Regions from separate parts of the Mus musculus genome. Here all the other regions are linked to region 3. Evidence: chromatin loops called from intact Hi-C (ENCODE). Cell type or tissue: gastrocnemius. All regions are shown on one strand. Links, peaks and the distances in the headings refer to the core of each region. The heading gives the core; the rest is flanking DNA. Region 1 overlaps Cnot7 (CCR4-NOT transcription complex, subunit 7). Region 2 holds the start of Cnot7 (CCR4-NOT transcription complex, subunit 7). Region 3 has its middle 9.5 kb from the start of Fgf20. Region 4 has its middle 99 kb from the start of Fgf20. Region 5 holds the start of Zdhhc2 (zinc finger, DHHC domain containing 2). Region 6 overlaps Micu3 (mitochondrial calcium uptake family, member 3).

Evidence for each region. A loop is a pair of places that touch in the nucleus more often than their neighbours do. Peaks named below come from ENCODE experiments on the same cell type or tissue, not always from the same donor. Only the 100,000 strongest peaks of a DNase experiment are listed, where the experiment ranks them.
Region 1: it touches region 3 in a loop (2.7-fold over the local background); 12 of 42 quality-filtered maps call a loop at or near these places.
Region 2: a loop joins it to region 3, with 2.3 times the contacts of the local background. A loop is called at or near these places in 9 of 42 quality-filtered maps.
Region 4: it touches region 3 in a loop (2.7-fold over the local background); 11 of 42 quality-filtered maps call a loop at or near these places.
Region 5: it touches region 3 in a loop (2.8-fold over the local background); 25 of 42 quality-filtered maps call a loop at or near these places.
Region 6: it touches region 3 in a loop (13-fold over the local background); 26 of 42 quality-filtered maps call a loop at or near these places.

What each region holds. Positions count from the first base shown.
Region 1 is chr8:40,494,540-40,499,886 of GRCm38, reverse strand. Cnot7 (CCR4-NOT transcription complex, subunit 7) reads left to right here. Exons shown (of 7, transcript NM_011135.5): 5 at 448-592; 6 at 3,972-4,082. Among named protein-coding and RNA genes, the nearest start is that of Cnot7, 15 kb to the left of the region's middle. In gastrocnemius, for the core only: a CTCF peak has its summit at 2,042 (motif pointing right); a DNase peak (open chromatin) is centred at 2,040.
Region 2 is chr8:40,509,317-40,514,640 of GRCm38, reverse strand. Cnot7 (CCR4-NOT transcription complex, subunit 7) reads left to right here and starts at 2,887. Exons shown (of 7, transcript NM_011135.5): 1 at 2,887-3,101; 2 at 4,415-4,626. The coding sequence starts at 4,510. Vps37a (vacuolar protein sorting 37A) reads right to left here and starts at 2,858. Exons shown (of 12, transcript NM_033560.3): 1 at 2,408-2,858. The coding sequence starts at 2,532. In gastrocnemius, for the core only: a CTCF peak has its summit at 2,518; DNase peaks (open chromatin) are centred at 2,870, 3,311, 4,534 and 4,869; H3K4me3 peaks cover 2,821 bases; H3K27ac peaks cover 2,762 bases.
Region 3 is chr8:40,293,770-40,299,116 of GRCm38, reverse strand. No RefSeq gene overlaps it. Among named protein-coding and RNA genes, the nearest start is that of Fgf20, 9.5 kb to the right of the region's middle. In gastrocnemius, for the core only: a CTCF peak has its summit at 2,497 (motif pointing left); DNase peaks (open chromatin) are centred at 2,473 and 3,815; H3K4me3 peaks cover 803 bases; H3K27ac peaks cover 3,022 bases.
Region 4 is chr8:40,185,110-40,190,456 of GRCm38, reverse strand. No RefSeq gene overlaps it. Among named protein-coding and RNA genes, the nearest start is that of Fgf20, 99 kb to the left of the region's middle. In gastrocnemius, for the core only: a CTCF peak has its summit at 2,732; DNase peaks (open chromatin) are centred at 2,755 and 3,261.
Region 5 is chr8:40,420,519-40,425,865 of GRCm38, reverse strand. Zdhhc2 (zinc finger, DHHC domain containing 2) reads right to left here and starts at 2,051. Exons shown (of 13, transcript NM_178395.4): 1 at 1,697-2,051. The coding sequence starts at 1,823. In gastrocnemius, for the core only: no CTCF peak of the experiment used is centred there; DNase peaks (open chromatin) are centred at 1,376, 2,130 and 2,369; H3K4me3 peaks cover 1,797 bases; H3K27ac peaks cover 439 bases.
Region 6 is chr8:40,378,920-40,384,208 of GRCm38, reverse strand. It overlaps Micu3 (mitochondrial calcium uptake family, member 3), which reads right to left. Exons shown (of 15, transcript NM_030110.2): 12 at 5,269-5,289; 13 at 3,380-3,537; 14 at 2,032-2,100. The coding sequence ends at 2,032. Among named protein-coding and RNA genes, the nearest start is that of Zdhhc2, 42 kb to the left of the region's middle. In gastrocnemius, for the core only: a CTCF peak has its summit at 2,672 (motif pointing right); a DNase peak (open chromatin) is centred at 2,587.

The DNA.
Region 1 (5,347 bases), core at 129-5,128, 200 kb before region 3:
TTTTTGCCTTTGGCATGTTAAGTCTTGCTGGTTTATTACATTTTCACATACCTTCCCATTCACTGTGGCAGTGACCTTACTGAACCTATCTTTTGGGGTGTGCACTTGCATGTCTGTGTGGTTGACATAAAACACTCAGCTTTTACTTGGGTATTGGGGGTCAAAAATACTCATGTTTGAACATCATCTCTCCAGCTTACATATCAGAAAAATGTTATTTTAGTGACTGTAGAGTTAAATTTATACTATCATGTGTTCAAGATGCTGAGTGATCAGTTTCTGCACTGTAGTTATGGACGTGTTTCTTTTCATTGTTCCTGTGTGTACGTTATTGTTAATCCTTTTGCCTATAGTATGACTTGTTTAACTTTCTATCTGAAAAACTAATTTCTTTCATTGTATGGTATTAATGTATTTTTTTCTGAATTATTTTAATCTTTTTATTAGTGGTTATGACTTTGGCTATTTAATCAAAATTCTGACCAACTCTAACTTGCCTGAGGAAGAACTTGATTTCTTTGAGATCCTTCGGTTATTTTTTCCTGTCATTTATGATGTGAAGTACCTCATGAAGAGCTGCAAAAATCTCAAAGTAAGGCTTCAGATGACTTTATCCGGAACTAGCACATTAGTTAGCCCAATGAGTCTCAACCTGGAAGTTGAACAACCCTTTCACAGGGATCAATTATGACCATTGGAAAACACAAATATTTATATTATGATTCATAACAGAAAAATCATAGTTAAGAAGCGATAAAAATAGTTTTATGGTTGGGGTTCACCACAACAAAGCTGTATTAAAGGATGCAGCATTAGGAAGGTTGAGAAGCACAATTTAGACCAAGTAATTTCTATAATATCTTAGGCCTGAATGTTTTAAACCATGTTTTAGAAGTTATGTTAAGCCGGGCAGTGGTGGTGCATGCCTTTAATCCCAGCACTTAGGAGGCAGAGGCAGTCAGATTTCTGAGTTCAAGGCTGGCCCGGTCTACAGAATAAGTTCCAGGACAGCCAGGGCTACACAGAAAAACCCTGTCTCCAAAAAAAAGAAAAAAGTTAGTTAAATTATCTGATCCTATTCTTAATAAACAATCTCTCTTCAAAGCTGCGGTATTTATCTTAACAGGATAAGGTTTGTTTTGGTTTTGTGTTTTCCTTGGTTGGATTTTTGTCTTGTTGTAGATACTTTAAATTGTATTTTATGTATGTGGGTATTTTACTTGCATGTGTATATGCACTAAATGTGTGCCTGCTGTCTGAGGAGGTTAGAAGAGGGCATCCCATCTCCTAGATTATAGTTATGGATGGTTGTGAACCACCATGCTGTGTTGGGGCTGAGCCTGTGTCCTCTGCAAAAACAGCAAGTGCTCTTACCTGCTGAGCTATCTTTCCAACCAAGTTATCTTACCTGCTGAGCCATTTTTCCAGCCCAGAATAATGTTGATATATTAATTGCATTAAATATATTTAAGAGGGCTGGTGAGATGGCTCAGTGGGTAAGAGCACCCGACTGCTCTTCCGAAGGTCCAGAGTTCAAATCCCAGCAACCACATGGTGGCTCACAACCATCCGTAATAAGATCTGACTCCCTCTTCTGGTGTGTCTGAAGACAGCTACAGTGTACTTACATATAATAATAAAATAAATCTTTTAAAAATATATATATATTTAAGATACACACACTCTCACTCACTTCTGTGGAAGTTTACAGCAAGAGGTAGCAGAGGCTAAAAGAGAGAGTGTCAGACCCTCTGGAACTGGAGTTATGGGTACTTGTGAGCCACCTAGTGGGTGCTAGAAACTGAAATTTGGTCCTCCACAACAGCTGTGCTCTTAGCTGCTGAGCCAACTCTTTAGTCCCCAGAATAAATTTTTAACAAAAGCCAAGCTAAGGGCCATGTTTTTGTTATTGATGCCAGATTGAGGGTCATCAACTGAAATGAAAGTGTGAGGTGTACACTGACAGAGCCCTGTATTACAGAGGTTCTCATACTCCCAGCACACAGAACTATCACAAGCATACAGATTGGGGTTGGCCAGCAGGGGGCAGAGACACTCAGTAGTGTTCTAAGGTGGTTTTCCTTCAGATTATCCTGACTAGAGACTCTCCTTTATTCTTTCTTGTTAAAGTATGATGTTGTTATTTTCGTAGCTAAAACTGGTTAGGCATAAATACTATATAGTAAATGTGTAGGTTCTATATAGACAGTAGCTTATTCTGATAATACTGAACATATGTAGCCATGTATTTTTAACCTTTGGACATTAATTTTATCAAAACAAACATTTCCTGATTAAAGAAAAGTACTACTTTGGCTCAAGAGCAAATTCCCCTGAGTTGGCACAGATCCCTGGCAATACACTGAGTGGGTTTTTAGTTGCTGGATTTTGGTGTGATATGTTAAGTTATAACTAAGGAAACAAGTGTATGTGTAGCCAATATTGTCCCTGTCTTCAGTAAAACCAAGGTTGGCCAAGTTTTCCCTATCTAGGTTTTAGAAAAATACAGACAGAGCTTTGCTTTAGGAAACAGTAAGGAATTTAATAGTTTTTCTTAAGCAAGAATAGAGGAATTATAATGTGGAAGCTTTAGTTTCAACAATTTACTGAGAATTGTAGGACAGAAGTAATTTGTCACTGTTGTAGGTGTGGTGCCAAATAACTAGGAGAACTTCTTGAAAGATTATCTCATGACTGTCAGTTGAAAGTCACAGAATCCTGTGTCATTTGAGGTTTCCTCATAAGTGAACTCCAGCAGAGTATTCTGACTACTTACACTGATGAGTGGCATGCTGAGAATCTAAGGCTCCCACCTGGCTGGCTCTGGAAGTTTTTGGTTTTGTTTTGTTTTGTTTTGTTTTGGTTATTTATTTATTTATTTTTGGTTTTTCAAGACAGGGTTTCTTTTATTTATTTATTTATTTTTGGTTTTTCAAGACAGGGTTTCTCTGTATAGCCCTGGCTGTCCTGGAACTTACTTTGTAGACCAGGCTGGCCTCGAACTCAGAAATCCGCCTGCCTCTGCCTCCTGAGTGCTGGGATTAAAGGCGTGCGCCACCATGCCCGGCTGTATTTTGTTTTTTTAATTGACAGCTTGGTATAATGATAGTTTTCAGAAACAGAGTCCTAATTTTTTATTCTTCTATATATTCAGAAATATCTAAAAATATCAAATATTTTATTGAGTGCTATGTGAGCTGCTCACATTAAAAGTGTATGTTAGCAATAAGGTGCTACCAGTCATTCATATCTAGTCTGCTGCTGTGTTCTAAGCAGCTGCCAAGGATGCATGGTGCACACAATGTTAGAAACCGTTGCTGGCAGGAGTCCTGTCAGGCTAGGATGTGACTACAGGATAGTAAAGGCTTTGTATTTTAAGGAGGAAGTTGATTGGTAGTCTGTTCTGTGTCTGTCTATTTCTTCTCTTTTCCTTTGACACTCGTTATTTTTCTCAGTCATAGCTATAGTAATATAAGCAGATCAGAGCAACCATTCTAAAAGAGTTGTATATTTGTAAAATTCTCTTTTTAGTTGAGAAAATGGAAATTATGTGGTAGATTGACAATGACAGTGGTCTGAACACTCATGTTGTCTTTGTTTTACTAAGTTTTAAATACTTTAGGGGATGCAGATATTTTTAATGACACTGAGTATGGTTTATTACTGTTACCCTGAATATGATCTACTTCCTTCATATCTCTGGAAAGTTGTTAAGGCATGCTTAACTTGCCTTAAGATGTATAATTAAAATAAAATTTTCCTATTAGAATTTCATATTCTGGTAAAAAAAGGCTTTTATAGTCCACAGATAAATTACAGATTCATATTTTATCAATCCCCTTGCCATCTTTACAAGGTTCATCTTTACATATTAAAAATGTATTCATATTTTTGTCAGTGTCTAAATCTGTAATTGTGAATTCCAGTCCCAAAGTCCTCTCTATTTGACAAGCAACTTTTCTTCCTTCTAGGGTGGATTACAGGAAGTTGCTGAGCAGTTAGAGCTGGAGCGCATAGGCCCTCAGCACCAGGCAGGATCTGACTCACTGCTTACAGGAATGGCCTTTTTCAAAATGAGAGAAGTATGAAGACATCAGTGCCTTTTTCTTGGTTGTTAGGTAGAGAACATTAAAGGTCTGATGACAAAAGTTTTGGGCATTAAGAACCTACTAAGTGAAGATATAAATAGAGGTACTATATAAGTTACATCCACCACATTTGAATGAAAATGTTAAATAAGTCCTCCTGAAATGTAACGCAAAAGGAAATAGAATAAACTCTTTATAGAATAAAAAAACATTATTTATTCTACTGAAATATGTTGTTTATAGAATAAAAAATTAGGTGATTGTAGAGATCATGTACATATGAACATGCTGTTTTTTAAGCTAAAAAGGTAATAGTGAGGGAACTCAACTTTCTTAGACCCCATACGAGCCAGGGAGTCGTACCTTCTTTTTCTAGAAACTGGTGGCGAAAATAGATTTGCTCATGTCATTCTTCATTGCTTTAAAGGTTTTATAAAGTAGAACTTAACAGTTTTTACTAAGTCTTAAAGGCTTTTTGAATATATAGGTATTAATTAAATCTGAAGTCTGACATATAGTTGAGTCAAAACTATCAGGAATTCAAGTATAAAATTGTTAGGAGTAGAAGGATGATATGTAGTGGAACTGAGTGTTTTTAGGATAGATAACTAGGTGATAGATGTCGTGGTTACTTCATTGCTGATAATAATAAACAAATTTTAATTGTATACCCACACACACACACACACACACACACATATATACACACACACACACACACACATGTATTCTATTTTTGGTACACTGTGTGTGTGTGTCCTATTTTAGTTTGGTATAAATGGTACAAATATATATATAAAATGTGCCTACAGAAACACATTTTTATGAAATAGTTGCTGTGGAATTATTTTGAGTATATTCTCTTGGTAAAAACATGCTATTGACAGAACGCATTTGACTTGTTTTGCCAGGTAGTATTGATTCAGAAGTTATTTGAATTGTCCACTCACGTAACTAACTTAGTTTCAGTATAGGACCACCTTTTGGATTTTTTTTTTTTTTTTAGTTTTTTTGAGACAGGGTTTCTCTGTTTAGTCTTGGCTGTCCTGGAACTCAGTTTGTAGACCAGGCTGGCCTCGAACTCAGAAATCCACCTGCCTCTGCCTCCTGAGTGCTGGGATTAAAGGCGTGCACCACCACTGCCTAGCTGGATTTTTATTTTAAAATGTCTTATGGCTAGTCAGTGGTGGAATTCTGGCACCAGTTTGTTATCCTTATTTTCCTTTTTATTGTCTTCTTCAAGGACAGTGATGTAGTGA
Region 2 (5,324 bases), core at 1-5,000, 220 kb before region 3:
CGTGTTTCTGCAATAGTAGTACTAACACAGTCTACAGTTTTCTAAGTAGACATTATAAGGCAGAAACCTTTGTAGTGTTTCTCAAAAGTTTGTCACCCAGAACCCCGGAGCTCTTGTCTCTAGCTGCATATGTATCAAAAGATGGCCTAGTCGGCCATCACTGGAAAGAGAGGCCCATTGGACACGCAAACTTTATATGTCCCAGTACAGGGGAACGCCAGGGCCAAAAAGTGGGAGTGGGTGGGTAGGGGGGTGAGGGGGGAGGGCATGGGGGACTTTTGGGCTAGTATTGGAAATGTAAATGAGGAAAATACCTAATAAAAATATTAAAAAAAAGTTAGCCACCTTATTTTACACATCTTGCGAGTGTAGCTTGCAAGTGTTTGGGGTTTGTTTGCTTTGGTTTGGTTTTCAAAGCAGGATTTCTTTGTGTAGCTCTAGTTATCCATGACTCTGCTCTCAAGAGTAGCAAACAAAACAAAACCCCATTTAGAGTAAGGCTGACTTATGTTGGGAGTTCAGAAATTGCTACCATCATAAGTATAGCTCTTGGGTATTATTGATACCTTGAACTAAGGGAGACTTGAAGATTGGAAGCAAACTCTCCTGCTGTCTTCCTATCTCTTACCCCACATTTTCCTCTGAAAGTCGTCCTAAAGACAAGAGTCCCCTTTCCTCATGGATGATAAAAGAAACCTAACACCTAGAAAGGCCACTCTTAGAAAATCCTCTTTCTAGAGGGGCTCTGTCCCTCTAACAGGGCAGAAGGAATGCTGCACAGAAGAGTTAAGAATAGGGAGACTGGCAGGCAGCACTTGAGAGGCAGAGAGGCAAATCCCTGAGTTCAAGGCGCCTACAGCGCCAAGTCCAAGATAACTAGAGCTACACAGAGAAACCCTGTTTAGAAAAACCAAAACCAAACAAGCAAGCACACCTCAAATCTAGGACTTGCTAGTTTCCTCCATTTCAGTCTACCACCATTAGATCGTGCCCTTTTGTCCTAACACTCTCCCACCCACTGCCTACTCCTAAGACAAAAAGGTTTCCCTGGGACTCGGGGTCTTCGTTTATGAAAGCTCCACACCACATAAAATTTGGCTTACACAAGTCTATTTTGTTCTCTCGTGTAGCCAACCCAAAGCTTTAAGAGCAGGCATGGATCATGACCTTACCATGAGTGGGGAAAAGCCATCACACCCGACAAAGTGGGACAACTTTATGAGTTGAATTTTCCACAGTGAAACCAACAATAAAGGATAGCTACTCTTTTCTACTTAAAAAGACAGTAAATGACTTTTTGAAACTTTCCTACAACCAAAAATGAAGTTGACAACCAAGAAACTCAGTTCAGTCAGCAACAGGCCTCATTCAAACTGATTTTGTAGTGAATTTTTCTTTAGACAATGTTTTTTTAGGTTATAGCTTACTTGCTTGGGAAGAAAATAGATGTGTAACACAAAAATAGCCCTTGATGGTGTGTTCAATAACTTGATGTTATTATCTCATGGATGTGTGAGTAGGTATGTATACATACATAATTATATTGTATAACATATTATAATGTGTATAATGTGACAAGGTTTTTGAAAGTCTAGAGTTTAATCATGTTGATCTCTAATATGCTTTATAAAATGTGCTGTGAAGCTGTTAGTTAATTGTAAAATCCATATATCGCAAAGCAGCTCTAATATTTGAAAGCCTGTAGCAGCCACGGACATATCTAATTTAAAAAAAAGACTGCAGCAAACAATTTTATATTTAAGAAAAAAAGTCGAAATAATCTGATTTCCTGTATTTCTAGTTTGACTACAATACAACAAGCAAACTCAAAAGACAACAGATAATGCAGATGGTTGTCTGGCAAGTCCTAAGTGTGGAGCCAAATAGAAGAAAGTGAGAAGTCTAAAGACTCTAACAATTACAAGACAGAAAGAGGTTATTGGAACAGGGTGAGCTTTAATTACAGACTCAAAAGGATTGTCACCAGGACAGAGTTAACTAAAAACACTGGCTTCCCTTTTCTTTGACGTTGCAACAGTTTAAATTTTCAGTTCATAAAACTGTTGGGAATTATCTTTCCAACTGTCTCTTAGCATGTTAACAATTCGAAGGCAATGCTACAATCAGGTAGATCAAAAGGAAAATTAGCGTGTGAGCTAGGGGTGCTGTATACAGATTAAAGAGAGATGACTCCGTTTGTCAGTGGAGATGAGCCAAGTCAAGAGAGGAGCTGAACAGCGGTGGGGCACCAGGGACACAAACTAGGGAAGCAAGCGCTTAACCCCACTGGAAGACCCATCAACAGGAGGCAGCTGATGGAGCGGCCTACGGATTCGCACACGGTGTGTTTGCAAGCAGCCCGCCCTCCCGTCCTACTTTACCCTGGGCCGAAGCCACCAGTCGTCACCTGGAATGGGAGTTCCGGAGTGACTCGATCAGCCGCTGCTTCTGCTGCTGGAGACTGGTGAGGCCGGCAGGGGACCCAGCCGCGGAGGATGACGCGCTCTTCGCCAGGGGAAAGAGCCAGCTCATCCTCCTCGGGTCCCCGGGCCCGAGGCCCTACAAGGTTCTGGCCTGCTGCTCCTCGCTTAGCCCAGTGCTTCCCGGGCGATCGAGCACGGCCCGGACGGGGTGCCCAGGGGCCGCGCCGTCTCCCACACGCCGCGCTCGTGAGTCCCTGGCCCCGGGGGTCCGAGCTACCACTGCGGGCGGCTGGAGAAGGGCGACTCGTCGGCTGGACGGAACCCCGGTGTGCTCCGGGCCACCACCACCCCGGGGTCAGTTAGCTAGGCCTGGTCGCCTTGCCGGCTCAGCTGCTCCAACGCCGGGGCGTTCGTCACCTGCCCGCCCCGCCTCCTGAGGGAGGGCCCCGCCCACCCGGCGCCCGGCGTCATCAGGCCGCGCCCTCGGCGGGACGTGCGAGGAGCGACGTCGCCGCGCTGGGCCGAGCGCCGCTCCAGCTCCCCTTTCCCCCTTTCGCAGGGCGAGAGGCGTCTATGGGGCTCCCGCCGCCGCCGCCGGTACCGCCACCGCCACCGCCGCCGCCGGGTGCTAGCTCTATGGCGAGGAGGAGGAGGAGGAGCGCGAGCTCAGAGACCCAAGTAGATCCGGCGGGGGCCCGGGCGTGCTGGGGCGCCTTGGGAAAAGGGGCTGGGAGTGGGGAGCCCGAGATTGGCGCGCGCGATGGCGCCCGCCTAAGCGTGGCTGTGTGGGACGGAACTGGCGGAGGCGGGGAGCCCGGGGGGACGGCGGTGCTAACGGGCGGGGGGCGGGTGGGGGCTGTCAGGGGCGCGGCGCGCAGTGATGACGCCACCGCTTTGTACCTGGGACTTCGTTGTGGGAAGGAAATTGCGAGTGGAGGGCGGTGGCCTACTTGGGGCCCCGGTGGCTTTCGTCCTCGGCAGTGGTTTTTGGGGGTAGTCGGTCTGGCTCTAGGCCATGCGAATAGGCACCCTGCTCCTGGCCGGCGGCCAGCCGAGCGACTTATCCTTGACATGAAGGCGGCCGTGCTCTCTCCACGTTGCTCGCCCACGGAGGACGCGCGACCTCAGGGATGAGAAGGCCTTGGCTGCCCCTTGGAGGGACCCCTGAGACCGCAGTAGAGAAGAGCGGGTGGAGGAAAGCAGGGTTAAAGTACAGTGTGTCGGTAGAGCGCGTGTAGGGACCGGTGTGAGGACGGAGGGGAGGAAGAAAGAAGGCGTGCCCTGCATCACCTTTTGTTTTCTCCAGCGTACATTTAGGAGTTTGGGACACCAGGCCACCCTCTTTTAACTCGCTGGTTTTGTCGGGGGTTATTGTGTGTTTGGTCCCTGTCCGTCTGATTAATTATCTTACCATTGTATACCGTGAACCTTGTGTGGATGGCAGAGACGTGAGGTCTCTCTTGGGTTGCCAGTTTTTGAAATTAGAAATTTTTAAATGTACACATTTCATTGCCTGCCTGCCTACCTGCTTGCTTGCTTTCTTTCTTTCTTTCTTTCTTTCTCCCTCCCGCTATATTTGTTTCTGAGATTGCCTAATGGCTTTTCAAAACATTTTTAAGAAAAATGTTTCCTCTGCTCTGCTTTGAATGAGTAAGATTTTTAAATGTTTTGTTAGAAGAATAAAAGCAAGCATTCTGTTATGAAACGTTTGATTTTGTTGATTTTTTTTTTTTTTTTTGGCTTGAAATGGTTCAAAGTTTTGTGTGGAGTGAATTGAACTCGGAGCAAATCTTAATTAGTGAAATTTATATTCAGTTGGGAAATCGGCGGTGTGGTGCTTTTATCCTCTAAATATTAGCTGTATACCTTGAGAAAAGGAACTGTCTAAAACTTGATTTTGTTATGAGTCATGAACTTTGTATAAATAAGGTTTATACCAGCCCAGTTTTATAATTCACATTCATGATATTGGTGTTTTTTTATTTCAACAGGTGCATAAGTAAAGGGTAAAGTATTTTTATGACACAAATCTTCAATCAAGTATAACATTTTGATGCTCCACATCTAGACTCCTTGTGCTGTCACTATGCCAGCAGCAACCGTAGATCATAGCCAAAGAATTTGTGAAGTTTGGGCTTGTAACCTGGATGAAGAGATGAAGAAAATCCGTCAAGTTATCCGAAAATATAATTATGTTGCTATGGTATGGACATGACTAAAGCTTTTTAAAATGCCTTTTGTAAGGGTGAAGTGGGAAGTGTGTGAGTGAATAAGTACGTGTGTGTGTGTGTGTGTGTGTGTGTGTGTGTGTGTGTGTGTGTGTGTGTGTGTGTTTGGGGGGAGGGGTGCACTGACACGGGTCTTTTGGTGGCCTGAGACTTCCTGATTAAGCTACATTGACTGGCCAGGAAGCCCCAGGGATCCACCTGCCTCTGCTTTCCAAACATGTAAATTGCCAGCACATGGGCCATGCACCTTTTAAGCATAGATTCTTGAGTTTGAACTCCTTCTGGTCCACATGCTTGCATGCCAAGTGCTTTTACCAGATGAACTGTCCCCCTAAGCCCTGGAGTGGGCTGTTAAAACCATCAGGTAAAGCTGGGCGTGGTGGTGCACGCCTTTAATCCCAGCACCTGGGAGGCTGAGGCAGGTGGATTTCTGAGTTCGAGGCCAGCCTGGTCTACAGAGTGAGTTCCAGGACAGCCAGGGCTATACAGAGAAACCCTGTCTCAAAAAACCAAAACAAAAACCAAAAACCATCAGTTAAACCCTTCTCATTGATAGCTAAGGATTAATTTAATCATGAAAAAAGTGGACTATTTCTTTCATCGAAGGCTATCAGAAACAAAACTATTTTGACAAGTTGAGTTTTTACTGCTTGCATTAATCGGCAAGGGATTA
Region 3 (5,347 bases), core at 272-5,271:
AACGAAGATTGGAATCGCCCCAAAGAACTATTTCTAAACAGGTCCACCACCCCGTTTCCTAATAACTTTTCCTTTCCCTACCTCTGGTGAGTGGTGAGCTAGAAGGGAGAGTGAAGCATTAGAGAACCATAATTAAAGTAGATTTTGAAAAAAAAAAAACTAAGCCTATACGTGCACATATAAAACATTTATCTATGGGTTTGTTTTGATGAAGTGTTGGTATTTGAGTCTGAATGCTAGAATCTTCTTCCCTTCTTTGTCTTAGAATTCTGACTCTAAGGGCAGGAGAATTTAAAGAATTTGAAGAGACAGACTTGTAAAACTTAGTCTGTAAAGTCAGCTTACCATCGATATTATTCTACTAAATTTTTCCATGAAGTTTGAAAGGAGTATCATAGGGTGTTAGGTTGGGTGGTACTAGAGACATGGATTCAGAGGAAACAACAGAATTAATTCCTACTTGTTGATGGTTTGTTTATGCTTGGCCCAGGGAGTGGCACTATTAGAAGATGTGGCTCTGTTGGAGTAGGTGTGGCCTTGTTGGAATAGGTGTGTCACTGTGGGCATGGGCTTTAAGACCCTCGTCCTAGCTGCCTGGAATCCAGTCTTCTGCTAGCAGCCTTCAAACTAAGATGTAGAACTCTCAGCTTCTCGTGTACCACATACCTGCCTGGATGCTGCCATGTTCCTGCCTTGATGATAGTGGACTGAAGCTCTGAACCTGTAAGCCAGCCCCAATTGAATGTTGTCTTTTATAAGACGCGCTTTGGCCGTGGTGTCTGTTCACAACAGTAAAACCCTAACTAAGACATACTTGCCAGGAGAAACTGGCTCATCTGGCTTCCTTCTCAGCCTCTGCTTTCTTTGGCCCTCTCCTCGGGACTCCTGTGTGTTAACTGAAATGCTTCCCCTTCTCCAGAGGCGGCGTTATGAACCTCCTTAGTTCCAGGGAAGGACCTTAACTCCCCATTCCTTCTGCGTTCCTCCTCATTTGTTTGTATGCAACAGCTAGACTTTACAGCTCCAGGAGGGTTCCACAGCATTTACCTTTTAAGAGGATAGCCGTTGCCTATTAAGCAGTAAGAACTTAAAATCTGGGGAGCTGGGATGCCCTAGGCTCAATCCTAGATTATTTTAAAAGGTGAACTCCTAACAGTGGGAGTGGGTGTATCTCTGAGTCTTTTGCCTGCTCTTGGGATTCTTTTCCTGCTTTTGGGTTGCTCTGTCCAGACTAGATATGATGGCTTTTATCTTGTCCTACTGGATCTTGGTTTGTCTTGTTTGATTGTCTTCTCTTAGAGTCCTGATCTTTTTTGAAGAGGGGATAGAGGAGGATTGGATCTGGGCGAGCAGAAAGCTGGGAGGAGTGGAGAGAGGGGAAACTGTGATCGAGATGTGGGATGTATTGAATGAGAGAAGAATCTATTATCCCCCTCCCTCCCCCCAAAATGTAACTTTTTGCCACTGATAAAACAGGGCTATCACTGTGAGTTTGAGGCCAGCCTGGTTTAAACAGCAAGTTCCAGGCCAGCCAAGGCTGTATTGCAATACTCGGTCTCAACAAGTAAGTAAGCAAGCAAGCAAGCAAGCAAGCAAGTAAGCAAACAAACAAACAAACAGAACGTTATATTTATGAAAGAATAAAAATATTTGTTTTCTATAAAATTACCTAGAATCTATACAAATCTAATGGGCAGAGGACTTCTTTCCTCAGGGTAGCAAGAGTGCGATTGAATTATCCCAGGTTCAGAGACCCACATCAGCAGTCTTCCAGCTGAACAAAAGATGGAGCTTCAAAATAAATTTCAGTGGGAACAGCTCCTTAGAAACACAGCTTACAATTGACAGCTTTGAGGGAGCTATGATGAATCCCAGTTTGCTAAAGACATAAAAGGCTGCCAGAATTTTTTCAGGTCTTATTTTACAAAACCCATTGCATGTGTTGCTGCTGTAATTCTGTTATTTTGTTGCCGATTCCAGCAAACACAGCTTTATGAGAGTTACAGTTTTACAGTTCTTAAGCTAGTAGTTGTTATACTTGACAGCAGTGGACTCCAAACCCAGCCACTGGCTCCCAGTCATTCCGTTTACTTGACTCAGCTCTTGTCCTTGAATTCCGCTCCAAGTTTCACTGCGCACTAGAACCTTATAGCCTGTTTGCAGGAATAGCTTGAGTCAAATATTCACAGCGTCAACACTTTCTCAGTGTCCTGACAGCTGCACGGTGGCTGCTGACCTGCATTTTCCTCCCCATCAAGACTCCTGACATTGTCACAGTTTTATGTGACTTTTTAATCTTGCCAATCACCTAACGCATTCTAACTTTGCTACTTTTTTCTTTTCTCCTCTCCACATTTGGAAGCCAGAATTACATGCAGGATCTGCCAAGGGTAGGACCAGAAGCTGGGCAAAGAAACTTGGCAGCAATCATTTCAGTCTCTCAGGATCCCTGCAGGGCTTTAGCAAAGTCGTGGCGTGTGAGCACACCGTCCTCTAGTGGCTGACCCAGGTGAGGCCAGCAGCCGCTTTTCCACAGTAGCAGCAAGTGGATTTATGTCTAGCTTGTTTTTCAAGACTAAGGATACATTTCTCCAAATGTACCCATTTTTTGAGAGTCAAGTTACATTTTTTTTTACCTCTCTGGATTATATAACAGAATAATTGTTAATTGTGAGCAATAATAAATTCAAGAAATTAAAGCAAGTGCTCGAGGTTTCTGAAAAAGTTTTAAACATGCATATCAATTAAACGAATAGGCATTTTATTGACCGTGGAAAATATGCCAGAGATCGTAGTGCACTTTCCAAGGCCAGTTGTTACAATACCTCAGAGTTCATAGCTACATACGTCTGATGTGGACTGGTAGCTTTTCTAGTTTTTATTGTTGGAGATTTGGTCCGTACATATAATGTGTTTTAAATCCACCCCATACAAGCTTCCTCTCGGTTCCCTGCCCCCATCTCTTTCCCAACATTCCTTTGTCATCTTCATGTGCTCTGTTTTCCTAAAAGCTACTGAGTCCACACAGTGTTGCCTGTGTATGCATAGGCGGCAGGCTGGGCTACCGGACTGGAGCATGGGGTGGGTAGCCTCTCACAGAACACAGCCTTGAAGAAAACCAACTCAGTCTTTGTCCTAGCAGTTGTCAACTGACAGTAACTCCTTATCTAAGGTCAGAACTTAGCCAGCTTCTTCCCCATTCTTTGGAAGATTTTAACTGGCTTGATTTTGAGCAGGTCATGTATATGAAGTTACGCCCCTGAGAGTTCACCTGTGCAGAGGAGCTGTCATATCTGGGAAATACTGTTTTTCTGCAGATGTCTATTTCTTCTGGCTCTTATTATTTTTACACATCCCCTTCTGATGTGATCCTGGAGGCAGGGCATATAGACATCCCATTTTAAGTTCAGTTTTACAAAGTCTTATTCTCTGCAGGTTGACTGGTAATGGGGCTTTGTATTAATTGCGGTCTACTACAGAATCAACCAAATAAAGACTTCTGATGAGCTTGAGAAATGCATTAATCAATGGATACAAATGTAAGAACTTATTGGGCAGTTTATCACTATGTCCATTTTGCGGAAAATAGTATTAGGTTCTGCCCTAGGCCCAATGACCTGGCCAGTCATGGGTTGTGATTCCAGTTAGTGGTAATAGGGTTGAGTCCTGTCTTGTGGAGAGCGCTTCAAAGCTGGTGATTGTTTGTGCCTATGCTATCTATGCCACAAATGTAGCAGTGAGTGTATCTTGCCAGGCCTGTGGTTACAGTAACTCACCGAGCTCACAGTTATGTAACACTGTTGACTGCTTTCCTACCCCAGTGGCCTGCATAGCACATGTCAATCTGGAACACAGCCAGTAAGGATGAAGTTTCCAGGTCCATACCATCTTGACTCCTCTGTGTCCTAGGACTCAAGTGTGTGGTATCTTCAGCGATAGGGTCTTACCCTCAGGTTCTGGAGGATAATCAAGAGCAATGGCGGTCAAATGTAATGCTTTGGGAGCATCTATGGTACCATAATAACCAACAATTCAAAAAGAGGTAGCTCATATCTGGCACCATATCTTCCCACCCCTCCCACTTTTTTTTTTTTCCAGACAGGCTTTCTCTGTATAACCCTGACTGTCCAGGAACTCCTCACTCTGTAGACCAGGCTGCCCTCGAACTCAGAAATCTGTCTGCTTCTGCCTCCCAAGTGCTGGGATTAAAGGTGTGCGCCACCATGCCCGACCACCACCCCCTTACTTTTCCTGTTCTATTAATTTCTTTTCCCTACCTTCACGGACCTTACATTTTAGCGGGGCTGTAATGGCGAATCAGCATTCTTTGTTAGGATGGAATTCAAACCAGACCATTTGTAAATCAGACAATTAAAAAAAATTAACTTCATGATCTGTGCTCGTAACATCCGCACTGTAATTGGTTTTTGTCTTATCTCCTCCAACCTACTTTCAAGACAAATAAGCGGTGACTGGCAGTGTCGTTGCTTACGTAGTTGATACTAGCTTCAGCCATCTCTTCTACTTCTGTGTGCCGGTGCCTCTCACTCTAGACTGGTCATTGTAGAAAGACGAGTTGTGTCTTCCGAACAGCTGCCAAGTTTAAGAAACTCCTAAGACTTCTTTCCGTTCCTCTTATTTGTTTGCCCTCCCCGCCCCCCCAACCTGTCCAAAAGGGATGGACACTTCCCTACTCGCCTCGCTCTGGTCTGGCTAAACTTCTGGGCAGCTTGACTACAGGCTGGGCTCCAGTCTCTCATAAACTGTACTAGTTAGCTCAGAGTTTTCATTAAGGGAAGAATAAGTAAGCTTTCGTCAGCTTGTCACGATATCAAATCTCGAGGTAGCTTAAGCCACTAGTCCATTTTCTGATTTTCAAAATGAATGTCATTCATTCTCATTATTGATGTTACTATAGATTAAACTTGTACCCCTCTCTCTGTAATGCCAGTTTTAGTTCTACCTAATTCTAAAGAGACAACAAATCCATTAGTTGTTAAAAACTATTCCCTACATTTTATGGACAGACCCCTTGTTTGAAAGAGTGCCACTTAGGAGGGAGTGTTTGTGGCAGTTTCATTCTCTTGGAAAAGTTAACTTCCTTGAATGTGATGATCTAATGTGTACGTCATCACAATAAAAATATCTCTGTGGTGTTCATTCCAGAGAAGGAAGTCTAGTTAAAGAAGAGTTTCTTTACTTGAAATGGAAGAATAACAAACAAACAATTTCGTAGCATCTCTGGACACGTTAATAGTGAGATAATAAAAAGCGTTGAAAGTTGCTGTAATTATGTTCCCTAATCCACTGTTCAGTTGTAGATTAAGCCGTGTTGCCATTTTGAACC
Region 4 (5,347 bases), core at 116-5,115, 110 kb after region 3:
ACATAAATTATTTTTTATAAGTTATGTAAGTATTTCTTTGTCAGAGCCTGGTGTATACTCTTAAGATATTTTGTTAGTTGCCAGACCTCAACAACTTAACCAATTTATTACTTATATTCACACAAATTTTTATTTTTATGAACTATGCTTATAGTAATACATACAAAGAAGAAACTGAGGCATCCACAGATGTGATTAGAAGCTTCTGACACCATCTTCACTGGTGTCTACCCTCGTGGTTCTGTAAGAAAAAGTACTCGATTGACTCAAAGTTATAAATAAACTTAGTAATCATAACAAAGTTGAGCACCAATTCAAGTCTTCTAACATCATATCTAGTACTTTTTCCATTGTGATGTTTCTCCAAACTCCAGGTCATTTTTTTATTTTTTTTGGTATTTGGGGCTATTAACCAAAGATGGCAAGGAATTAATAGCTGCAACGCACCACATGCATAAACTCATGTAGCCTTTACAACTCTTTACAGTAAGAAATGGCTTCTTAATTTTTACAAATTAATAGATAACTCTAATGGTTATCTCAGCAAAATTGTTAAATACAAACAGAATATTACTCAGCTCTTAGACTCCATTATGGTCTATTTTTATATTATTTGATAATAGTGAATAAAGTGAGAGGATTTATTATTGAGGTATTTTCTCTTTATATTTTTGTTTTCTTCTGCATGTTTGGTCTTAAAGCTCCTACCACATGTCAAGGTGACTTGGAGGATTCCTCTTTGTGTCATCTATTATCTGCTCCAGGAAGCCCATCTTGGATTCTCATTGCCATTATCCCAACATCCATGCATACCTTCAACATAACATGCATCTCACCGTGTTTCACCTGCTTGATTAAGCATCTCCCCGACCACTGCATTCTATGAATTTCTAGATGTATTGGAAGACTGTTATAATTTATTTTAAAATTCATTGCCTCATAAAAGTTTCTGGTTCATAATGAGTGCTCAATAAATATTACATAAATGAGTGAAAGGATGAATCGATTGATGGGTGGATGAGATGCCGGGGCCTCAGACCCTTGCAGTTGGCTCATCAACAACTCTGTAAAGCTTGTGAAGTTTTCACACGATCTATAGTTAGAGAATAGGATGAAAGTCCCTTTTATTCTCTCTCTTTCTACCATGAGTTACTTATTTGCATCTTTTAGAGTAAGTCAAGAAGATGAAGACGAATGTGACACTTTTGATGAAATGGGTATTCCAACTATTTACACTACTTGTAGAGTCGAGTGTAGAGGATAATGTGTCCTTAAATTCTGTATTTTGAGTACAAAGTAAAGGCTTTACCAATAAGACAGGAGAAGTCTATTGAGTTAGGGATTCTACAAGGCACTTCTGAGGATATAAAAGGATTCTCAAATGAAGGTGGAGAGTTTGTTACAAATGACAGACTTAATTTTAATCCCTTTAATGGAAAAATCTGAATTAGTCAAATATATTTGCTATGCAGACAAATTATAAAATATATTTAAGTGCTGGATATCAACTATAATCACCTCATTCTCAGATACTTTCTGAAAATAAAAATTGGAAATAATTCTAATTATCTGTGTATATTATTGATATCATGCCTATGAGAAAATAGATATTCTGAAAATTACTAGACACTAATTCTCTCTCTCTCTCTGCTAAGTAGGATGCCCATGGGTCATTTTAAACTCACACTCTTTTGATGAGGTGGAAGGGAGTCCCATGACCTCCACAGCAGACTTGCTGATAAATGTGGCCTATTATCAAACTTTAAAATACCCAAAAGGTATAAGTACAGTTAAGTCTGTAAGTACTTGTGAATATCGCCATTTATAATATTTAACATTGACTGTCAATTTGGCAAAGTTCAGGATCACCATGGAAACCATTGGGGATATTTATTTGGGATTTTGTAGATGAGGTTAAATGAGATGGGATGACCCCCTTGTTGATGTGGATGAGGCCGTTGCATGGGCTGGGATCCTAGACTGAATAAAAAGAAGAAATTGATCTGAGCGTCAGTGCTCGTCTCTCTCTGCTTGGCTGCAGATGCAAAGTGACCAGATGTCTGTGGTTCCTGTCACCGTGGCTGTCCCTCCCTTTGTCTCACTATCCTTGAAGTGAGAGCCAAAAGAAATCCTTTCTTCCTTAAGCTACTTCTTATCAGTTGTTTGATCACAGAAGTTTTAAAAGTAATTAATACTCACTTCTAAATAGTTATCCACAGAGCAGATATACGTATGTCTAAATGCACATCACACAAATGGCCCAAATCAAGTGTGTCCCCTGATACTGTTTAAAGTTATTTGAGAATTGAGCAATTTTGAAAGACGGTGTTTGCCACTTTTGATCAAAGGCAAAGCTGGCAGAATACTAGAAACCCAAGTTCCTTCAGGCTTTTGGAAGCTATTCCCTTGACTGAAGAACTTTTAAAACACACAGAAAATGTCGATATCATTAACTAATGGATAAAACTTTTTAAATACTTTAAAAATGTATCTGACTAAATATGGATGAAGCTACTTCAGGGTAAAAATACATATGTAATAAATATTAATGGATATTTCCTTTCAGAGATACAACGTATTCCTCCCAGAAGTGTTAGATTTTTGCAATTCTAATTATTGTATGTTCTTTAATTCCTAACAGAATCTGATACTCTGAAATATATGGAAGCATCTGTTTGCCTCCCGTTTTCTACTGAGCAGCTGTCCCGTTCAATGCTACACACATGCTCTAGCGCCATCTAGCAGACATCCAAGGAAAATCATTGCAGCGTCTAAATTCCAAGTATTATATTCCTTAAGCTTGTTAAATTTACCTTTTCTCTTCTTTTTAAACATAGCCAATGATGGTATTTCTTGACCAAAGTCAAATAGTATACTGTACTAAAAATAGTCCTATACATATGAAGTGTATATTCATTAGTGTTTAATTTCCTAGTACATAAAACCAAACCAAATCAAACCAAACAAAACCACCACCAACCACCGCCGCCACCACGGACAACAACCACTCTGGGAATGTGTCGGTACAACATATATGGTTCTGATCGGCTTTGCATTCCTGAGAACATGGTCCTCGAATGACTAAAATCACAAGGTTCACACATGAATTATTATTTTGATGGTCAAGACTAGGTTAGTATAGGCACATAATCTGCCAGCAGTCAGCAACCTTAACAGATGGACTTCATAGAGCAAGGAGAGCAGGTAGAGAAATGACCAAAGTGAGCTGGGGAGCACTGAATACAGAAGCGGCATCTGACGAGATTGGGCGCGTTCGGAGTGGGCGGGGAGGCAGGAGTGGGTGGGTGGGTAGGGGCACGCCCTCATAGAAACAGGAGGAGGGAGGATTGGATGGAGGATTCTGGGCGGGGGGGGGGCATCAGGAAATTTGAAATGCAAATAAATAAAATATCCAATAAAACAAAACAACAAAAACAAAAACAAAACAAAAGCAGGATCTGAGAGTCTGAAGATGATTTTAAAGAGGAGACTCAGACCAAAGGGGGAGGGGGCGGGCTCCCTTTAGGAGACTTGAAAAGGAGGGCATAGAAAGAGGAGACAGGAGACACTAACTGAGAAATCAGACCAAGGGACAGACAGGGCCATTGCGGGGTAAAGAAAGAGAACAGAAGAAGTTGAACAAAAGATCACATAAAGGAAGAATCAAAGCAGAAAATTGAGAATAGAGATTCCTTTTCACCTTTACAGCTGACATTCTTATGTGATCCTGCCTATTCGAAAATCAGGGTCCACACACTGGAACCAAGTCAACACTGGATAGTTAACCAACCCTATTAGCATTCACTTTCTTGATCTTAAAGTGATAGGCAGAAATTCACACCAGTTGTCAATCCATTTTCAAGGAATAAGTTAGATTTTTGTTCCTGTTGTTCATCTCCCAGATCAGTTAATGGCCTCAAATGGAAAAAAAAAATTACCTAAAAAGAAGTGAGATTCAACGTGATAAATACTTTATATTTGCTACTAATTTGCAAAATCAGAGATATTCTGACTTGTTCATGGGTGGCCAAAAGATGCTGAGAGATACCCATCGATTTCTCTGTGAAAGTAGATAGATAGTCTTGCTGTATAAAATTCTCATTTCAAACGGCTGCTCTTACAGACCTCTAAGCACATCACACAATGAGGCAATTCACTGTAACACAACTTCAGGCATTTCTTGAAATTCCTGAACGTAAAAGACTATAACAAGGGTGGGGGATTGGACAAGAGTTTTTAAATTGTTGTTTTAAACTTGAAACTCAACTTTGACTTTTTAGATTTTCATGAAAAAAAAGTTTGTCATTTCTTGTATAGTAATGTGTGTCACATAATTTTTCAGGATTCTCTCCCTAGTTCTTTCGGACAAGATTTCTGTTCCTTTTACCCCTTAACCATCTTTGTTTTATTCCATTTGTAAAATGTATAGGAAACTGTTCACTAATGAAACCTTTACCAATACCTGTCAGTTCTCATACAGTAACTCTGTGTCTCCCCCCCTCCCATTTACCACTTCCATTGCCCCACTGTATTTTGAGTTTTGGAAATAGGCCACTCAGAATGATGCTTTTCATTTCTAGATAGATTTTCACTAATTTACATCCTGTTATGAACTAATCATTTAAGAGATGAGAAGGCCAGTTAATGAACTGGATCCAGTTAGTGAACTAATCACTAAAATACAGGAAGATGTTGAGTGAGGAAGTAATTCCTTACAGACTTGTTTTGTAAATGTATTTAAGTAGGGGTTGCTAAAGAGATTTTAAAGATCAGCGATCAAGTGAGCTGGGGTAAGGGGTAAAAGTGCTTGCTGTTAAACCTGATGCCCCGAGTCTTATGCTCAGAGCCCATACGGTAGAAAGAAAGAACTAAGTTCTACAACTTGCTGTTGATCTCCACATATGCCATGACACATAAAACACTCACCCACATGAACACAAAATACAGAGAAACAGCTAAATAAAAACAATACATTTTAGAAAGAGAACATTTAAAGATTTAAAAGATAGAACATCGAACATGTGCTGTACATTTTGGCATGAAATTTCCCCCACTGGGGCAGATATTTATAGGAGTCTGGTGTTCCTTCCATGCGTTCTCTCTGCATGTAGTGTTGCTGTTCTGAGAGCACAAAAAGATTTGTGTGTGTGTGTGTGTGTGTCATTTAGACTCACCGGTTGTGAAACCGTGGTGTTCTTCCACTTGAGGACTACCACTTCTTACTCCCACTTCCACGAGGCTGAGTGATCTCTTACATGGACTGAGAGCTGAGACCCTGTGGGTCGCTGCTTGCCAAGTCTTTCATCTAGTACAAGTCTGCATCCTTTTTTGTGGCATTTTGGGGGAT
Region 5 (5,347 bases), core at 147-5,146, 130 kb before region 3:
AATGCTTCCTTTTGACGGACATGAGCTATTATGCCAGGCTAAGCTTCTTAGCTTAATGTGATAATAAAGAACAAGCTGGCTATTTTGACAGTGAAGGCCTTCTAGGGCATTCCTCTTTTGCAACAAATGATGTTATTATTTCCCAGAGATGAAGGAATCAAACAGTACAAAGTTTCCCAATAGTTACATAACATATACAGTATATATCAGTAAGCAACCTATTTACAGATTAACTGTTAATACAGAAACTTTAATTTCTTTCTTTAACGCTCTTCCTGTACATTGTACATGACTACTTATTACATATTCTTATGCATTGTCAGGAAGATGTCAGTATAGACCACTTTTAAAAATCTTTAAATCAAAAATTAGAATTTTCACCTAATTGGGATTAAAATGTTGTTTCTGAATCTAGTCGACAAGGTAATAATAGCAAATTTTAAAACTATATGAAATGGGAAGATAGGTTCAATTATCTTGAAAGTGATGTCAAAATTATTTTGGTGTTATCATCTTGACACCATTTCTCATAGGACCGACATTTGGAGCTGAGATGGCTTCAGAGAAGGTTTTGCACTTCATGCACGAAGCTTTGAAACTACTCAAGTTGCAAAGCTTTAAGGAAACAGACCCTATTTCCTCCTTGTCCCACCCTAGGCTAGTACTTGGTTAGGGCAAAGGTTAGTAAGTTCAGTGGGTAAACATCAGACAAAATATTCACGTATCCCTGGCAGAAGAGTCATCCCCTGTGTGAACATTTCTTCCTGATAACACACATCAGCTTTCACGGAACCTCCTAAGGCAGAAAGTTTACATTAAGCTTCATAACTGTATTCCCTGCTTATGAATAATCAACCTTAAAAAAACAAATCTTCAGTGCTGAAAGTGCCCCACCCACCAATTCAGGAGCTTTATCTTGGACTGGGGCACTTGGTTCTCTGGATGCTATGCACTTCAGATGATGGTTTTCCTGCCCCGCTCTCTATTTTCCCAGCATCTAAACTATAGTCTTCTATATTTCTCACAGGTCTTCGAAAGATACTTTCTAGTGGCTCGCCCTTCCTGCCTCCTTTTGAATTAGAAAGTGGCTAATTATCAACCCTCAAACCACACAGGCGGTTACAACGCTCGTGAGTACTGTTATCATTTTTTAAAAAGTGGGTCTATGGCCATCAGAAAAGAAGCTGGCTCTGCCATCCGAGCGAGGTTAAGGCCAGTGTTTCCCCATCGCATATCTGGCGCAGCTCTGATTCTTGGCCCAGCCTTCAGGGCAGCTTCTCCGGCCTCCAGGGCAGCTTCCCAGCCTCAGTGACCACAGTGGTCCCCTGTTCTGTCCTGCTCGGTGAGAGGGTGTGGCTGGGGTGGCAGTGGTGAGTAAAAGGCAGAAGGGGGTACTCCTGGCCGTGCGTCCTGGGGTGGAGGTGACCCAGTAACCCAAAAGCGGCAAGGGGAGACCAAGGGAGTGACAGAGTGCAGGAGGTCTCCAGGAGGCCGGCTGACCTCCGCTTGGGGTGGTGGTGGTGGGGAGAGAGGTTTGGGGCGGCAGGCAAGCAGGTATTGGGAAGCGCCCAGGGCGCGCGGCGGGGTGGGGAGAACCCAGCGGATGCACAGAGTGGAAGCAATCGCAGAGCGGGGCTGTAGTCCCGGGACCGCGAGGGGACAGCGTGTGGGGTTCGGGACGCGGGCACCCACTCACCTATGCACAGCTGGATGGCGTAGGCGTAGTAGGACCAGCCCAGCAGCAAGCTGATGAACACCACCGGGATCCAGTAGAGCACCCGCCGGCACCGCCGCCTCACGCCGCCCGAGCCCGAGGGCGCCATCTTCCAGCCGCAGACACCTGCCCAGCTCTGCCGCCGCCGCCGCCCGTGGGCCTGGCTCGGGGCCGGGCTCGGGGCTCCCGGAGCACCCGACGGGACAGGCCCGGGGGCGGCGGCTGGCTGTGCTGCGGCCACCGCGGCCGCCGTGGCGCTAGCTCCCCATCCCGCGGCAGCGAGCGGGCGCCGCGGACTCCCGCTGCTCTGCCGGGCTGAGGCGGCGGCTCAGAGTAGGAGGACGAAGGCGACGAGGCGGCGGGAAGCTCCGCTCCGCCCCCGCCTGGTCCCCGCCCGGTCCCCGCCTCGCTGCCTCCCACTGCGCGGCGGGCTGCGCCCTCGGGCGGGTGCAGGGATCCGGACGCGGACTCCCACGGCGCCCTCGGACTCTCGGCTACCCGTGCGCCCTTGCCCTGGGCCACCGCAGGGGCGCTCGAGGTGGCGACCCGGTGCCCACCTTGGCCCTCCCGCCCCTGCACTTGGCCCTGGATCGCGGGACTGTGATGAGAATTGACACTCGCTTTGGGTCACCCTCCCCAGCCGCAAGCCACTCCCAGGGCGCGGATCGGAGGGGGACGAGCTGCAAGGTGTCGCTTGTAGGAGGACGAGCGTCAGCCCCTCTTCGCCCCGCCCCCGGGACCAGCCAGTTGCTATCCCACTCCTCACCGGCCAGGCCCAGGGAGGATTGCGCCAAGTCCTTAGGCGCCCAGGCCCTCACCCTTGCATCTGTCAGGAAAATTCTCGCTTTAACTTGTGGGTGCCAGTAAACTGGCTGAGAGTAGCCAAAGTGCGGTCAGTTTCCAGAACAGACCAGCGAAATGATGGTGTTTGGGCATGAGAACGCCTACCTAGGTGCCCAGATCGCCATGAAGAGGGTTGCCAGAGGCCCTAGCCAGAGGGAGCAAGTTGAATTTTACGTTGTGAATCCATTGACAGTAACTAGAGTTAGGGCTGGCAGATCTTTGCTGAGAGAAGATTCTCTCTTTTTGTGTTAAACTGTCTTGTGATTCTAAGAGTAAAGTTTACCGTCCCCATCTCCCAAGAGCCAAGCGATTCCTTCTCTGCGTTCTTTCCCATCCTATCCAGCCTGACAGTGATTTTGGTTGTGATAGCGATTCTAAATTTAGCATATAGTAGAGTTTAAAGCGGTTGTCAAAACCACTGGAACGTGATTCTAATGGTAGTTAGAACAAACATCCCACAGTTAATTGTTGGTGAATGGGAAAGGAACGTGTTTCTGAGATTACTCCTCCCATTATATAAACAATTAGTATGTGTAACAGGTACCAGATATCATTAATGAATACTATATTTACTCCACACAACCAGATTGGGTAGAATTACTTGATAAACGTGATAAGAATGCTGAAGTATAGAAACCCAGCTCCAATTATGTCCTCCTGGCTTTTCAATTATCTTCCCAAGACTGGATTAAATATCAAGCCAATGTTCCTGAAACAGCTACTGCATCAACGCAGAAACAACCTCGCTCACCGGCACCCCCAGAGCTCCCTGGGACTAAACCACCAATCAGAGAAAACAGGAGGTGGGACTCATGCGTATATAGCAGAGGATGGCCTATTCGGTCATCAATGGGAGGAGAGGCCCTTAGTCCTGTGAAGGTTCTATGCCCCAGTATAGGGGATTGCCAGGGCCAGGAAGCGGAAATGAGTGGGTTGGGGAGCAAGGGGAGGGAATAGGGCATTTTCGGAGGGGAAACTAAGAAAGGGGATAGCATTTGAAATGTAAATGAAGAAAATATCTAATAAAAAATAAAAAAGAATTTGAAAAAAAAAGTACATAGGAAATAGTAGTCAGACTCATGATGGACTTTAAGTCACTGAAATGTTCTTAGCCTGTGAGTCACTTTATTTTGCTGTGATGTTTTATTCTGTTTGGATACTCTCTAGGGCAGATTAAAATGAAAACAGAATTTCCCCTGCTATCCTTAGCTCCTCCCCTAGAAATCAGCTTCACATCTTAACCAGATTAGAATAAGGAATCGAGGGGGTAGCTCCCCTGTCCACGTGTTTAGCATGTTTGAGACCGTGGATTCAATATCCTCTACCAACTTCCAATTCATAAAATAATGAGACCAAAGGGGGGGGGCAGCTTGTGATTCCCATATCAGAACCAAGATACCTCGTAAAGATGAGCTAGCTGCTGGTGAAGATGAATGGACATTACTGAAGACTCAAAGGAGGTCGACCCCACCCTCAATCCTGGGAGTGCCACTGTGCCCTTCAGATACCCACTGACACCTGTACCATCCTCCATAGTCCTTCAGGGCTTGAGGTCAGCCAGGAGGAGCAAACATCCTACTCAGCTTTCAATATAAGCTGTATGCAGGTTTAACACCTTTATAGGCCAGATTTTTATTACTTTATCATCACGCTTTATTACTAGAACACCCATTGTTCACACTTACGATATTTGTGAAGGATTTTCAACTCTTTGCCGCACTAACGGTACTGTTAACTGAGTTGCTGACTGCTCACTGTCATCTCCGAAACTGTCTAGCGCAGGAAGGCAGGAAGAATCATGTCTGAAGCCACACGATGATGGGATTTATCTCAGCCTGGCCTCTAATTGGACAGGCGCAAACCCGCATAGCTGAATGCAAGCTCTTTGGTCAGTGAGCCCGTGCTAGACACCACACTCTCGTGAGCCTGGAAGGATGACCTGCATGCTCAGGGACAGACAGCCTTTGATCCCCCTTTCAGCAGGACAATGGATTGAACGCTGTACACCATTCACAAGAAATTTACTCTCCACAGAGCTACCTACATTTCAACTCTAAGTATTAGTTATCTTTTAAAAGATTTCAAGGAACTCTGGGTGAGTAAAGTCAGGCAGAAGAAGGTGAGAGGAAGTTGTTTTGGAGGAGAACCTGTCTATCCTGGTTCAAATGGTGGTAAGACCATCCCAGCAAAGCCTCTCCTGGAGTCTCTGCTCTACTCAAAAGTTTATGAAATAGCACTACCTCTCAGAGACATTCTTTTTTAAAACTACAAGATTCCTATGGCCAGATCTTGGCTCTAGGAAAGATTCTTGACCAGCTTTCCTCTGGAATTCCCAGTACCCCCGCTCCTTCAGTCCCCAGACCTCAACTCCAGCTTGTGTTTGCCTTTAAAACTCCACATCTTGCTTCTTCTCCCAGATCCAGGCTGAAATCTTCACCCGGTCTCTTGAAAAGTAAGTATTAAGAAACCACCATGCTGACCAAGCCCAGAAGCCAGAGAGTCGCCTACCTAGTCTCTAGAGAGCCCCAAACTCCATTAACCTCAGTGTCAGACTAATCTCAATTCTCAGCCAGTGCACCCACTTTTATTGACTTTACTGGGCACTGCTCCACAGTTACAACTTCCTCTTGAAAGTATTCTTGGTGATTAGCACGGTAGTAAGAGGATGTCTTTGAAGTAGATTATACATTTTATTATTCTCAATTGTCTGTCTCAATTACGACAATAGGAAGTCATGGAGCTGGGGGTGGAATCTATTTCCATTTATTGGTGACTTTATCGTTGTGGGAA
Region 6 (5,289 bases), core at 290-5,289, 85 kb before region 3:
TTTAGGCAATCACTTTAAGCTATGGTTCTATGCCATATGGTCTATTATATGGACAATCAGTGTTGGTGCGAAGCTATTACAAGCAGAGTTAGACACTATGTTCAGGGATGGCACTGCTTTTTCAGTGCATTGGTCTGGTTCTGTAAGGCAGCACACAGCTTCTCAGAATACAAGTATGGAAGATCCTAGGTAGCTGAATCCCAACAGTTACCCAAACAGATAAATAAGCCTGCTCTTCTCTCAGTATTTTAAACCACAGCTTTCCAATGTGGATTCCACATAATGTGAGACTTCAAAGCTACTTCACAAAATGCTGACACTGCAGGTTCTTTTTAGAAAGATAAAAACAAACAGTAGCATTCCGAAAGCCGATACATATTTCTTTTACACGTCTCAGAGTTGACAAAGTGTGATGGCTGGTTAGTGTTGTCATCTTGACAGGAGCTATAGTCACCTGGGGGACAGGCCTCTGGAAATGCTTGTGGGAGGTACAGTGGTTGTATAGTGTGAGGTGAGTGATTCACCGCTCTCTGGCTGGGATTGTGAACAGTGTGAACGGGGCCAGGGACGTAAGTGGCAGGAGGCAGTGACTGCCCTTTGCTTCCCGACTATGATGAGGTGTGAGCAGCTGCTTCTCCTGCCAGGACAGACTGTGTTCCCTTAGACTGCAAGCCAGAATAAAGCCTTTCTCCCTTAAGTTGCTTTTGCCAAAGTAGTCTATCATAGCCACAGGAAATATAAAGATTCTAAGAAACTGTTCTTTTTACAAACCACTCTAGGGAACGGATAAAATGCCTCAAACTTGAGAGAACTAGTAAGACATATACATAAGAACATATACTCATCTAAAATAAGCAACAAAACCTCCATCATAGGAATCTAACATAGCCGACCAACAGGATATAGTTATTATTGATGTTAAAAAAAAACAAAACTAATCTTTCTGGAGATTAATATGTTTTAAATATTTCTTTGATTCAAACAAAAACAGGACAGACTTCCTGATTCATCCTCAGTTACTGCAATGAAGGGTGATAACATATTAAGTAAAAAAATAATTTGACCATAAGAACAAGGGGAGCTCAAATCATGGTTTGTCACTCACTAGCAAGTTGCCCTGAGAGATCACTTTCTAATTCTTGACTCTTTTTGTTGTTAACTGAGTTGTCAATCTAGAACGGGGCATGGTTGCTGAGGCTTATAATCCCTGTACTCTGCAGAGAGAAGCAAGAGACTCCTGAGTTGGAAACCACAAAGATCAAGAGCTAGGGATGTAAACCATTGGTAAAGCGGCAGCCGCACATGCCCCAGGCTGTAGGATTGAGCCTCAACAATGCAGGCAAGGGTGAGAAACATATCTCTGTGTGAGGACGAAGCGGGATGCTCAGTATACTGTCGTGATACTGTCATGCACCTAAACTCGTTAACAGTAAAGCTGCCATTTTTGTGGCCACCATTTAGAAGCATGCTCCTCCAAAGCAGTGACACATGTTCCGTAGGTGCTACAGGTTATGTTACAAAGTACAGCTTAGATTTATTACACTGTACCTGCACAGGAATGGAACTACACATTTAACAAACAACTTCTTCCTTCCTTTTTCCTTTGAGAGAGTTTATCTGTGCCCAGTGTGGCCTGGAAATGGCTATGGTACTGAGCATGGCCTTGGGCTTCCGTCTCAGCTGCTGGGAAAGGGAATGCACTGCCTACCAGCCCTGCTTTACATGGTTCTGGGGACAGAGCACGGGGCCTCATGCGTGCTGGCTGAGCATCCTTCCAACCGAGCCATGGCCTCAGCTCCTTACCATACAGTTTTTAAAGTATATAACACCTTCATTTGTCTTTACAAATTGCAGGTGATAATTAGATTTCTATCAGTTGTTCTCTTTTCTTATGGTACACAGGACTGAACATGTGTTCTACCATTACGATCTAACCCCGACCCCTTCCCAGCTATTGTCTAGACATTATAAAAAATAATGGTGGTTATTTATAGTTACTGAAACAATTAGGATAAACCTAAGCTAACATACTTATCTGCTGTGAAGTTCCTTTTTCAGGCAGGATTTGAAGGTCGGATACTTCTGGACTGTTTTATAACCCTGTTGAATAAAGGATTACAAATGTCCAAATGTATTACAGCATTATTTAATTTATATGTTGACTATAAGCAAACTTGTGCAAACAGCATGAAGTTAGTTACCAGAGGTGGGGAGGGTTGGTAGACACAAGAACAAGTAAACAAAAAGACACAGTGTTCTAGTCACACAAGAGAAATCCCTTCTCAAGATGGTCACAGAATGGTGACCAAAGCTAACAACCATGTGCATTTCAGACCTGCTTAGAAATAGAATCAAATGGCTCGCACTACAAGCAAGTATGAGATTACATTAATTAGATTATCACTCCACAAAGTATTTATGTAACAAGATTCTACTCTGTATCCCATAAAAACATGCAATGAGTGTATCTGCCCCTTAAACATTTGTAAGAATGTGTGTAAACACAAGGAAACCATGACAGAAGCGCAGGCGCACATGGAGAGGTGAACACAAGTGAGAGTCACTGCTTCAGAGGGAAAACCGTGCCAAAGGCTTACAGCATGGGTCACAAGAACCTTAGCTTTCTTATTTCTTACATCTGTCCTTATGAGTGTCTCTAGTGTCCACTAGGTGGCACTTAAGTACAACAGCAGCTTTTTCAAGACAGCTTGGGCAAAGTCCTTCAACAAATCTTTGAATTTCAATGACTAAGATGATATTTTTTTCTATATATGGATTTTTCTACTGCAAGTGTTTATCCCTGACTATAGCAGCTGTTAATTTTAAAAGGATTTTTTTTCCTCTTACGTTTCTGGAATATCCACTAAATATGTTAGATATGTAAATAATTAGTAAGCCACATTATAATAGAAATTAAAAAAATAATTTTGAGAAAAGGACAAGTGAACTTCTGTGACTTTTTAGTATGTCGATTATAAAAATAGTACAGGAACAAAACTGACTGCAGTGACTTCAAGCCTCCGTTCCCTACAGTGAGCATCCGATGTGTAGGGAGGAGCAGGGATGTTTACTAGCGAGTCTAAAAGCTAATGGGAAGACTATGGAAAAAAACCAAACCAAACCAGCATACCATCCCCCCACATAGCGATAAAGACACTCCCTAACTGAACATAGGAATGAATTAAACAATGAAATTTATTAATATATTTTAAAAATTTATCTTTTATCACCTCACACTTTTTTGAAAGCAGATTAAGGGCTCTACAAAGTTTTTTTTTTAAAAGCATTCCATGTTTATAGTCTTAAAATTTCACACAAACTTTTTCTGAACTCAGATTTAAAAACAAATTATCAAGAGGTTTGAAATCTGCAGGCTTACCCGGAACCCTCTATGGAGTCTGTCTTTCATAATTCCAATAAATTCTTTATAACTTAATTGGTCATCTTTGTCAACATCAAAAATCTTGAAGACAGTGTTCACCAAATGTGGTGAAAGTTTCAGTCCAGTAGCTACGTATACAGCACGTTTAAATTCATCTAGATAAAGGTCATGAAAAAGAAAAAGCAGTATTTTTCTTTTAGTACAAGATGCTAATTATTGCAAAGGTTGTAAAAAGTGTAAGCATGAGCCATGATGGTTTACCGCAGATGACTTTCATTCAGGGAAAAAGACGACACTGTAGTTACGGGGTTAATACTACACTCTTACCAAGGAACGTTGAATGCGCAGCTACCCTCAGGAAGAGACACTATTATGGTAAATCAGTCCAACAGTTCAGATGGGAGACAGGATTTTCAGAAATCATCATTACAAAGGATCATACAAAACATGGTGGTAAAGTGCTCTGCGAATCTGGAGATGAGTGATAAATTCTGAAAGATGGATGGATGGATGGATGGATGGATGGATGGATGGATGGTTTCAGCCGTGGGGATAAGCGCACCTGAAGGAGCACACACTGTGAGGGAGAGAGGTGGCTCTCAGAGGACAGGACCCAGGGAGGAGCTGTGGAGATGGTGGGGCTGGGAACCTGTGTGCTCTCCTATAGACAATGGGAAACTGGACAAGCTGTCCACAGCAGTTTTGACTTTCGTTCTGAGTTTTAGGAAGAGCTGGTGAAGGGGTGCTGCTTAGGTGTCTATTGCAACAGCCCTTAGCAGGCGCACGGGAAGAAGCAAGGAGAGGACACGTGGATAGTGTTCTAAGCATGGGAAAAGGTGACACGAAGTTCTCCTGTTTTCTAGTTCTTAAAACAAGAGAACAACCTTCTGCTCTGAACCAAATACAGTGATGCTAATTTTTTGAAAGAATACATTATATATTAAAGATATTAAATATATGACATATACTATATATTAAGTATCTAGATTTCATTTGTTGAGACATGCCTTTCAGTGTTTGAACACACAGCTTAGAGAAAGAATGGATAGGAGGAGATGCTTAGGTTTCTCTTATCCAGTGACTAAGGGAGGCCACACAATAGATGCACCGAGTGGGCGCTGAGTGCTTTTGCAGCTGGGAGTTGAACTCACACCCCCATGGTCACTGCCCTGTCTCTTCTCTGTTCCTGAGAGGAATAACTGGCATCAACATTAGGTACAGCTTCACATTCCCCTAGAAGCTGAACATAAAAAAATTCTCCAGACTATAATCTGAAATTTAACATAATAGATTCTGGCAAAGGCAGAGAAATTGCCTTAAAGACATGAACAGACCTTACACAGCAGGGTCCTTTCAGTAAGGACAGGGTGGTAAGGGAGAGAACCTGGAAGGATTTGGCTTCTTAGCCAACCCACAAACAAAGACTGAGGCAGTCCCAAGAACAACAATGTTTGAAGTTATATGACACGTGTTTTTTTGTAAATTTAAAAAATATATAATCAATTTCAAAAACTGGTTAGTGTAAGCTAATGGCTCATGTATTTCTGATTGGGAAAGATCATGAGAATTTCTGGAACTGGTGAATGGCCAGCTGCAGCTTCTACGAGGACACATTGGTTCCCTCATGGTCCCTAGTAGTCATGAGGTTTCTTCTTACACCTTTTACAATAAATATTATTAGTTTTTCCTCATAACATGAAAGGCCAAATATAAACCCAGCAAGAAATTCCTTAGACTCGGTTTCCCACAGAAACGATAAAAGCAGGCTTTCAGGCAAGCCGAGGTACAGTCAAACATCTCTCACTAGCTTGTTACCAGAGCCTCTGGGAACAAGGCGGGGCTGCTCTGATGCTGACCTTTTGACCTTTGGAAAGACGACCTCTTACCTTGTCCTATAGAGCGGCTTG